Regions from separate parts of the Homo sapiens genome. Here region 2 is linked to region 1. Evidence: read pairs that join two places in POLR2A ChIA-PET (ENCODE). Cell type or tissue: PC-3. All regions are shown on one strand. Each heading gives the region's core, and the rest is flanking DNA. Links, peaks and the distances in the headings are about the cores only. Region 1 overlaps LOC102724322 (a long non-coding RNA gene). Region 2 overlaps GNE (glucosamine (UDP-N-acetyl)-2-epimerase/N-acetylmannosamine kinase).

Region 1 (4,390 bases), core at 318-4,317:
CTGGGCAACATGGTGAAACCCCATCTCTACTAAAAATACAAAAATTAGCTGAGCTTGGTGGCAGGTGCCTGTAGTCCCAGCTACTTGGGAGGTTGAGGCATGAAAACCACTTAAATCCAGGAGACAGAAGTTGCAGTGAGCCGAGATCATGCCACTGCATTCCAGCCTGGGCAACAGAGCAAGACTACATCTCAAAACAAAAACAAACAACACAAAACAACAAATATTCACAGCAGCATTATTCTAATAGCCAAAATGTGGAAACACTCCAAATATCCCTCCAATGATGAGTGGATAAATAAAATGTGATATAATGAGACTTTATTTGGTAATACAAAGAAACAAAGTACTGATAACAAGCTACAATGTGGAGGAATCTTAAACACCTTATGCTAAATGAAAGAACCCAGACACAAAAGGCCACATATCATGTTTCCATTTATATGACATGTTCGGAACAGACAAATCCATAGAGACAGAAAGTGAATTGCTGGTTGCCTAGGGCTAGGTGGGGAGAGCAGAGTTGGGGTGGAACAGGGAGAGACTGCTGCTTATGGGTTTGCAGTTTCTTTTAAGGGTGATAAAAATGTTCTAAAATTCATTGTGATGACAGCACAACACCTTGAATATATTTTTAAAAACCCATTGAATTGTATACTTTAAGTGGCTTTTCGATATTATATTTCAATAAAGCTGTTACTTAAAAAAATGTTGGTAGTCTTTCCGTGTAAATAAGGGATCTGTAGTTATTTTTAAAATAAAAACTAAAACTAACTTTTTTATTTTTATTTTTTTTGAGACAGAGTCTTGCTCTGTCGCCCAAACTGGAGGGCAATGGCGCAATCTCGGCTCACTACAAGCTCTGCCTTCCAGGTTCACACCATTCTCCTGCCTCAGCCTCCCAAGTAGCTGGGACTACAGGAGCCTGCCACCACGCCCGGCTAATTTTTTGTATTTTTAGTAGAGACAGGGTTTCACCGTGTTAGCCAGGACGGTCTCGATCTCCTAACCTTGTGATCCACCCGCCTCGGCCTCCCAAAGTGCTGGGATTACAGCCGAGAGCCACCGCGCCCGGCCTTTTTATTTTTTGTTTAGACGGAGTCTTGCTGTCACCAGGCTGGAGTGCAGTGGAGCGATCTCGGCCGCTGCAACCTCCGCCTCCCGGGTTTGAGTGAGTCTCCTGACTCAGCCTCCCAAGTAGCTGGGATTACAGGCATGCACCACCATGTCTGGCTAATTTTTGTATTTTTACTAGTGACAGGGTTTCACCATGTTGGCCAGGCTGGTCTCAAACTCCTGGCCTCAAGTGATCCACCCGCCTCGGCCTCGCAAAGTGCTGGGATTACAGGCATGAGCCACTGCACCTGGCCTTTTTTTTTTTTTTTTTCTTGAGATGGAGTCTCGCTGTCTTGCGCAGGCTGGAGTGATTCTTCTGCCTCAGCCTCCAGATTAGCTGGGATTACAGGCACCCGCCATCATGCCCAGCTAATTTTTTTTGTACTTTTGTAGAGACAGGGTTTTATCACGTTGGCTAGGCTGGTCTCAAACTCCTGACCTCAGGTGATCCTCCCACTTTGGCCTCCCAAAGTGCTGGGATTACAGGTGTGAGCCACCGCACCAGGCCTAACTTTTATATAAAACAAACAAACAAACAAACAAACAAACAAACAAACTGTTGGAAGGGCAGAAGACTGCTGTTAGTGTTAAGAAAATCAAGCTGTGTAGGAACTACCAACAAACTCAGCTCCCTGCAGCACTGAGGTGAACACCTTGCAGGAAGACACCCGGAACATGTGGCTGAAACCTTCTTTCCAAAGCCTGCTGAAGTCTGCTCACCTGCCTTCCGCTGCCAGAAGCCATAATCCTCTCTACTCTCACTCTCTTAATCTTGCAGATACACTGTTTATTGGCAGAACCTGCACTGGAGCCCTGAAGAGCAGCTACAGGAACTGTCATCTCCCAGATGCCAGCTCCTGTGATACCGGGGAGAACACAGCAGGAAGTGGGAATGGCTCTAAGCAGCCACACAGAGCAGGAAATGAACTCACCTTCTGTTTGAAATGAGGAAATCGAACCCGATATTGTAGAAGTGACTTGCTCAAGGTCACATAACTTGCTAGTGATAATGTACCTACTCTTCAGCTTAGGGCTTTCGTTGATGGCGGGGGGGACAAAAACCATCTGTGTGAATTTTAGGAGGCACAATAAACTGACTATCAAGTTACTATTTTGATTTAACACCCAGAAAACAAATATACCAAAGATGATTTATGTAGGAAAAATCCTGGTGCTGTAGATTTCAGGCCTGTCCAAACATTACACTTCAAACAGCTGCTTGACCCTGCAAAATAAAAGCTCATTTCATAGGCTTGGTGGTTTGTCAAAAAATCCTTCAACATGATATTTTGGCACACACACAAAAAAATTCCACATATCATGAGCAGAAAGTCTGAGCAGAGTTTTGCTCTTGTTGCCCAGGCTGGAGTGCAATGGCGGGATCTCAGCTCACCGCAACCTCTGCCTCCCAGGTTCAAGCAATTCTCCTGCCTCAGCCTCCCTGGTAGCTGGGATCACAGGCGTGTGCCACCACACCCAGCTAATTTTGTATTTTTAGTAGAGATGGGGTTTTTCCATGTTGGTCAGGCTGGTCTCAAACTCCCGACCTCAGGTGATCCGCCTGCTTTGGCCTCCCAAAGTGCTGGGATTACGGGCATGAGCCACCAAGCCCAGCCTGATTTTTTTTTTTTTTTTTTTTTGAGATGGAGCCTTGCTCTGTTGCCCAGGCTGGAGTGCAGTGGAGTGACCTTGGCTCACCACAACCTCTGCCTCCTGGGTTCAAGTGATTCTCCTGCCTCAGCCTTCTGAGTAGCTGGGACTACAGGCGCATGCCACCATGCCTGGCTAAATTTTTTTGTATTTTTAGTAGAAACAGGGTTTCACTATGTTGGCCAGGCTGGTCTCAAACTCCTGAACTTGTGATCTGCCCGCCTCAGCCTCCCAAAGTGCTGGGATTACAGGCATGAGCCACCGCACCCAGCTAGTCTGATTTTTTATTAAGATTTGTTTACTGAGAACCAAGGCTCCAATTACCCATTCACTCATTCTTAAATTTGTTCATTCATTCGCAAATGTTCCCTAAACATCCCTTAAGGAGCTTACTTCAGTGAAGGAGACAGAAACGTAAAAAGTGAATAAAATATATATGAGACTGATAAACTTAGTGTAAGAGTATAAATATATGTAAACGGATGAACTAATTATTATAAGTATAATAGGGTTGGGCACAGTAGCTCCTGTCTGTAATCCCAGCACTTTGGGAGGCTAAGGCAGGAAGATCGCTTAAGTCCAGGAGTTCGAGACCAGCCTGGAAAACCTAATGAAACCTTGTCTCTACAACAAAAGAAAAAGTAAAAAGTGGCCAGGCACAGTGGCTTATGCCTGTAATCCCAGCTCTTTGGGAGGCCAAGGTGGGCAGATCATTTGAGGTCAGGAGTTTGAGATCAGCCTGGCCAACATGAAGAAACCTCGTCTCTACTGAAAATATAAAAATTAGCCAGACTGGGCACAGTGGCTCATGCCTGTAATCCCAGCACTTTGGGAGGCCGAGGCGGGTGGATCATGAGGTCAAGAGTTCAAGACCAGCCTGATCAACATGGTGAAACCTCGTCTCTACTAAAAATACAAAAATTAGCCAGGCATGGTGGCAGGCACCTGTAATCCCAGCTACTCAGCAGGCTGAGGCAGGAGAATCGCTTGAACCTGGGAGGAGGAGGTTGCAGTGAGCCAAGATCGTGCTACTGCACTCCAGCCTGGGTGACACAGCAAGACTCCGTCTCAAAAAAAAAAAAAAAAAAAAATTAGCCAGGCATGGAGGTGGCTCTCATGGAGGCAGCTAGCATGAGGCTAGGGAGCGCCGAGCCACGCGTCATGCCCTGCGCTACCCAGACTAGTGAACAATACAGTCAGGATGGCTAAAGGTGACCCCAAGAAACCACAGGGCAAGATGTCTGCTTATGCCTTCTCTGTGCAGACATGCTGCAGTGGGATAATTAAGGAATCAGAAAGACTGAGGGGTTGAGGAGGAATTATTTAATTATTTAGGTGCACCGACCCAGTCGGATTAACATCCAAAGGACTGAGCCATGAACAAAGAGTCAAGCTACCTTTTAAGCATTTTGTGGGGCGGTGGGAGATCTGTGCAGGGGGAAGCATATTACAGAAGCAAGAAACAAAGACAGTTATTTAATTAAGACATGCATTACATCATTTCTTACTTTCCAAGGAACAACATGTTTTACGACTTGAGATTATCTGCCTAGTGACCTTGCAGCTACACAGCTAGAGAAACAGAGTCTTCACAATGCCTGGGAAAGGGAGAGATAAGGCTCAC
Region 2 (4,390 bases), core at 281-4,280, 52 kb after region 1:
TTATCATGTTTTCGAGGAAGATTTGTACTCATGGATGTTTATGGAATGAACAGACACAAGGCAAACACTGGGTGTGGGACAGTGTTCTGAGCGCTGAAGTCATTCAGACAAGGGTTTGATTTTCGGTTCTCTCAATGATGAACTTGGGTTCAAGTAATTCTCCTGCCTCAGCCTCCCAAGTAGCTGGGATTACAGGCGCCTGCCACCATGCTCGGTTAATTTTTGTATTTTTAGTAGAGACGGGGTTTCACCATGTTGGTCAGGCTGGACTTGAACAGACATCAAGTGATCCGCCCATCTCGGCTTCCCAAAGTGCTGGGGTTACAGGCGTCAGCCACCGCGCCTGGCCAATGATGAACTATTAAACAGTGATTTGGGGCAAGTAAATTATTTTCTCTGTGCTTCCTGTCTGTAAAACGCGGCTAATACGAGGGCTGTGAGGATGAAATGAGTTAATACATGTGAAGAAACCTATTAGCACAATGTTTGGCACTTCAGAAGCGCTCAGCAAATGTTTACTGTTGTTTCCTCTGTTCAGTGACTGCTTGACCCAAGTGTTCATTATTTTTATTTGATAGCCTTAAAAATATTCTCTTCACAAAGAACTCTTTCCACGGTTGAGTGGGGCATTATTTTTCTGGAAAGGGTTAATCACCTTTTGTCAGCATTTATAATGGACGGTCTTGAGTTGAGAGAATGCAGAAAGTAGTCTTTAAGAATTTGGGTTTCTGCCGGGCGTGGTGGCTCACGCTTGTAATCCCAGCACTTTGGGAGGCCAATGCAGGCGGATCACCTGAGGTCAGGAGTTCAAGACCAGCCTGGCCAACATGATGAAACCTCATCTCTACTAAAAATACAAAAATTAGCTCGATGTGGTGGCAGGCGCCTGTGATCCCAGCTACTCAGGAGGCTGAGATAGGAGTATCGCTTGAACCCAGGAAGCGGAGGTTGCAGTGAGCCGAGATTGCACCACTGCACTCCAGCCTGGGCGACAGGCTGTCTGTCTCAAAAAAAAAAAAAAAAAAAAAAAAAAAGAATTGGGTTTCTCTGGCTGGGTATGGTGGCTCATGCCTGTAATCCAAGCACTTTGGGAGGCCAGGCGGCGGATCACCTGAGGTCAGGAGATCGAGACCAGCCTGGCCAACATGGTGAAACCCCACCTCTACTAAAAATACAAAAAAATTAGCTGGGCATGGTGTCACATGCCTGTAATCCCAGCTACTTGGGAGGCTGAGGCAGGAGAATCGCTTCAACCTGGGAGGTGGAGGTTGCAGTGAGCTGAGATCATGTCACTGCACTCCAGCCTGGGCAACAGAGTGAGACCCTGTCTCAAAAACAAAAACAAACAAGAATTGGGTTTTTCAGCGATTGCCAGTGAGTTCAAGATGAAGGCAAACTTGTCCGAAAACTATCATCTATCTGTCTAACATCTATCATCCATCCATCTGTCACCTATTATTTGTTTTTCTGTCTTTCTTTTGGTGGCTCAGGTACAATTATAGAATTGAAGAGTGAAATGGATGCAAGTATTCAGTCCCACCTTCTGACTTTCTGAGCTCTGTGCTGGACAATGCACCTACTTCATAATGTTCATTTAAAAGATTGCTTGTTTTTATTTTTTTATTTAAATTTTAATTTTTTAAAGATAGGGTCTCACTCTGTCACCCAGGCTGGAGTGCAGTGGTCCTTTTCCAATTCGTACTATAGTTTCTTTCAGGGAAAAGAATTATATAGCTGGGGAACACATATGAGAAGACTTTTTGCTATTTAGCCTCTTGTGGCTTTTAATTTACATTTTTAATTTTTGTGAGGCAAGGCCAAGGCAGATGACTTGAGGTCAAGAGTTCGAGAACAGCCTGGTTTAGTTGAAACCGCGTCTCAACTAAAAAAATACAAAAATTAGCCAGGCATGGTGGCGTGCGCCTGTAATCCCAGCTACTTGGGAGGCTGAGGCAGGAGAATTGATTGAACCCGGGAGGTGGAGGTTACAGTGAGCTGAGGTCGCACCACTGCACTCCAGCCTGGGCAACAGAGTGACACTCCGTCTCAAGAAAAAAGAAAAATACTGTGAGGCAAAACAAATCATTCATGGTTTGTCAATTTATATTTATTTTACAAAGAACAGTAAATGTTCCATCTGGCAGTACTAAAATGCCTCGTACTTACCAGTTACTCAAAGGTTATTCTACCTAAACTGAGAGCAAGCTGGCCATATGAGTAAACTGAAAAATAGAACAATGTTACCTAAGGCCAGGTTTATAGACAAGCTTGCCTTCATCTTGAACTCACTGGCAATCTGAGAAACCCAATTATTTTTTTTTGAGATGGAATCTCACTCTTGTTGCCCAGGCTGGAGTGCAGTGGCAGGATCTCGGCTCACTGCAACCTCCGCCTCCCGGGTTCAAGTGATTCTCCTGCCTCAGCCTCCCCAGTAGCTGGGATTACAGGCGCCTGCCACCATGCCTGGCTAATTTTTGTATTTTTAGTAGAGATGGGGTTTTGCCATGTTAGCCAGGCAGGTCTTGAACTCCTGGCCTCAGGTGATCCGCCCGCCTCGTCCTCCCAAAGTGCTGGGATTACAGGCGTGAGCCACTGCGCCCGGCCGAAACTCAATTCTTGAAAGCAGCTTTTTGCATTCTCTCAACTCAAGACTGTCCATTGTAAGTACTGATGAAAAGTGATTGCCTCCTTACAAAAGGAAATTTACTTGCCCCAGGCTGGATTTAAATTTTAATTTTTTTAAAGATAGGGTCTTGCTCAGTCTTTCAGGCTGGAGTGCGGTGGCATGATCATAACTCACTACAGCCTCAAACTCCTGGGCTAAAGTGATCTTCCTGCCTCAGCCTCCCAAATAGCTAGGACCGCAGGTGTGCACAACCACACTCAGCTAATTAAAAAAAATTTGTTTGTAGAGACAGGAGTCTTGCTATGTTGCCCAGGCTGGTCTTGAACTCCTGACTTCAAGGAGTCCTTCTTGCCTCAGCCTCCCAAAGTGCTGGGATTACAGGCATGAGCCACCATGTCCAGCCAGATTTCTTGTTTTTATTTATTTATTTATTTATTTATTTTGAGACAAAGTCTCACTCTTTTGCCCAGGCTGGAGTGCAGTGGTGCGATCTCAGCTCACTGCAACCTCTGCCTCCTGGGTTCAAGCGATTCTTGTGCCTCAGCCTCCCAAGCAGCTGGGATTACAGGCACGCGCTACCATGCCTGGCTAATTTTTCTTTTTCTTTTTTTGAAATGGAGTCTCGATCAGTCTCCCAGGCTGGAATGCAATGGTGTAATCTCGGCTCACTGCAACCTCCGCCTCCCAGGTTCAAGCAACTCTCCTGCCACAGCCTCCTCAGTGCTGGGATTGCAGGTGCACGCCACCACACCCTGCTAAGTTTTGTATTTTTAGTAGAGATGGGGTTTCACCATGTTGGCCAGGCTGGTCTCCAACTCGTGACCTCAGGTGATCCGCCCACCTCAGCCTCCCAAAGTGCTGGGATTACAGGCATGAGCCACTGTGCCCAGCCAAAGTTGAATGTTTTTGCTAAATTTTAGGGCTCTTATAACTCTTTGTATATTTGAAAAGCTGATGGCCAGCAATTTCCAAAATTTTGCACTTTTAGATTTGATATTTCCAATATCTTTAAATGTTCTCATTCTACCATTTGAGTCATAATTAAAAGCATTTTAAAAAGTAAGATTTGTGGCTGGGCGCGGTGGCTCATGCCTGTAATCCTAGCACGTTGGGAGGCCGAGGTGGGTGGATCATGTGAGGTCAGGAGTTTGAGACTGGCCTGGACAACATGGTGAAACCCCGTCTCTGCTAAAAATACAAAAAAATTTGGTGGGTGTGGTGGCGGGCACCTGTAATCCCAGCTACTCAGGAGGCTGAGGCACAAGAATCTCTTGAACTGGGGAGGTGGAAGTTGCAGTGAGCCAAGGTCATGTCACTGCACTCTAGCCTGGGCAACAGAGGGAGACTGTATTTTAAAAAAAAAAAAAAGTAAGCTTTGCCCCAACAGTTTATAGAATATGTTACCAATTTTGTAATATACGTTGTGTATGTGTGTATGTATACACATACATACATCATATATATACACATCATATATATATATATTTAGATAGAGACTTATTCTGTTGCCCAGGTTGGAGTGCAGTGGCACCATCTTGGCTCACCGCAAGCTCCGCCTCATGTGTTCAAGTGATTCTCCTGCCTCAGCCTCCCAAGTAGCTGGGACTATAGGTGTGTGCCACAACACCTGGCTAATTTTTTTTGTATGTTTAGTAGAGATGGGGTTTCACCATGTTGGCCAGGCTGTTCTTGAATTCCTGACCTCTCGTGATCCACCCAGCTCGGCCTCCCAAAGTGTTGGGATTACAGGCGTGAGCCATATAT

Evidence for each region. ChIA-PET counts read pairs that join two places held together with the same protein. Peaks named below come from ENCODE experiments on the same cell type or tissue, not always from the same donor. Only the 100,000 strongest peaks of a DNase experiment are listed, where the experiment ranks them.
Region 2: POLR2A ChIA-PET joins it to region 1 with 6 read pairs; 16 of 35 experiments call an interaction of 5 or more read pairs at or near these places.

Annotation. Positions count from the first base shown.
Region 1 is chr9:36,304,502-36,308,891 of GRCh38, reverse strand. All of the region lies in intron 3 of LOC102724322 (a long non-coding RNA gene), which reads right to left. It also overlaps the pseudogene HMGB3P24. Among named protein-coding and RNA genes, the nearest start is that of GNE, 48 kb to the right of the region's middle. In PC-3, for the core only: no CTCF peak of the experiment used is centred there; a DNase peak (open chromatin) is centred at 2,071; H3K27ac peaks cover 1,150 bases.
Region 2 is chr9:36,252,884-36,257,273 of GRCh38, reverse strand. All of the region lies in intron 1 of GNE (glucosamine (UDP-N-acetyl)-2-epimerase/N-acetylmannosamine kinase), which reads left to right. Among named protein-coding and RNA genes, the nearest start is that of GNE, 3.4 kb to the left of the region's middle. In PC-3, for the core only: no CTCF peak of the experiment used is centred there; no DNase peak of the experiment used is centred there; H3K4me3 peaks cover 129 bases.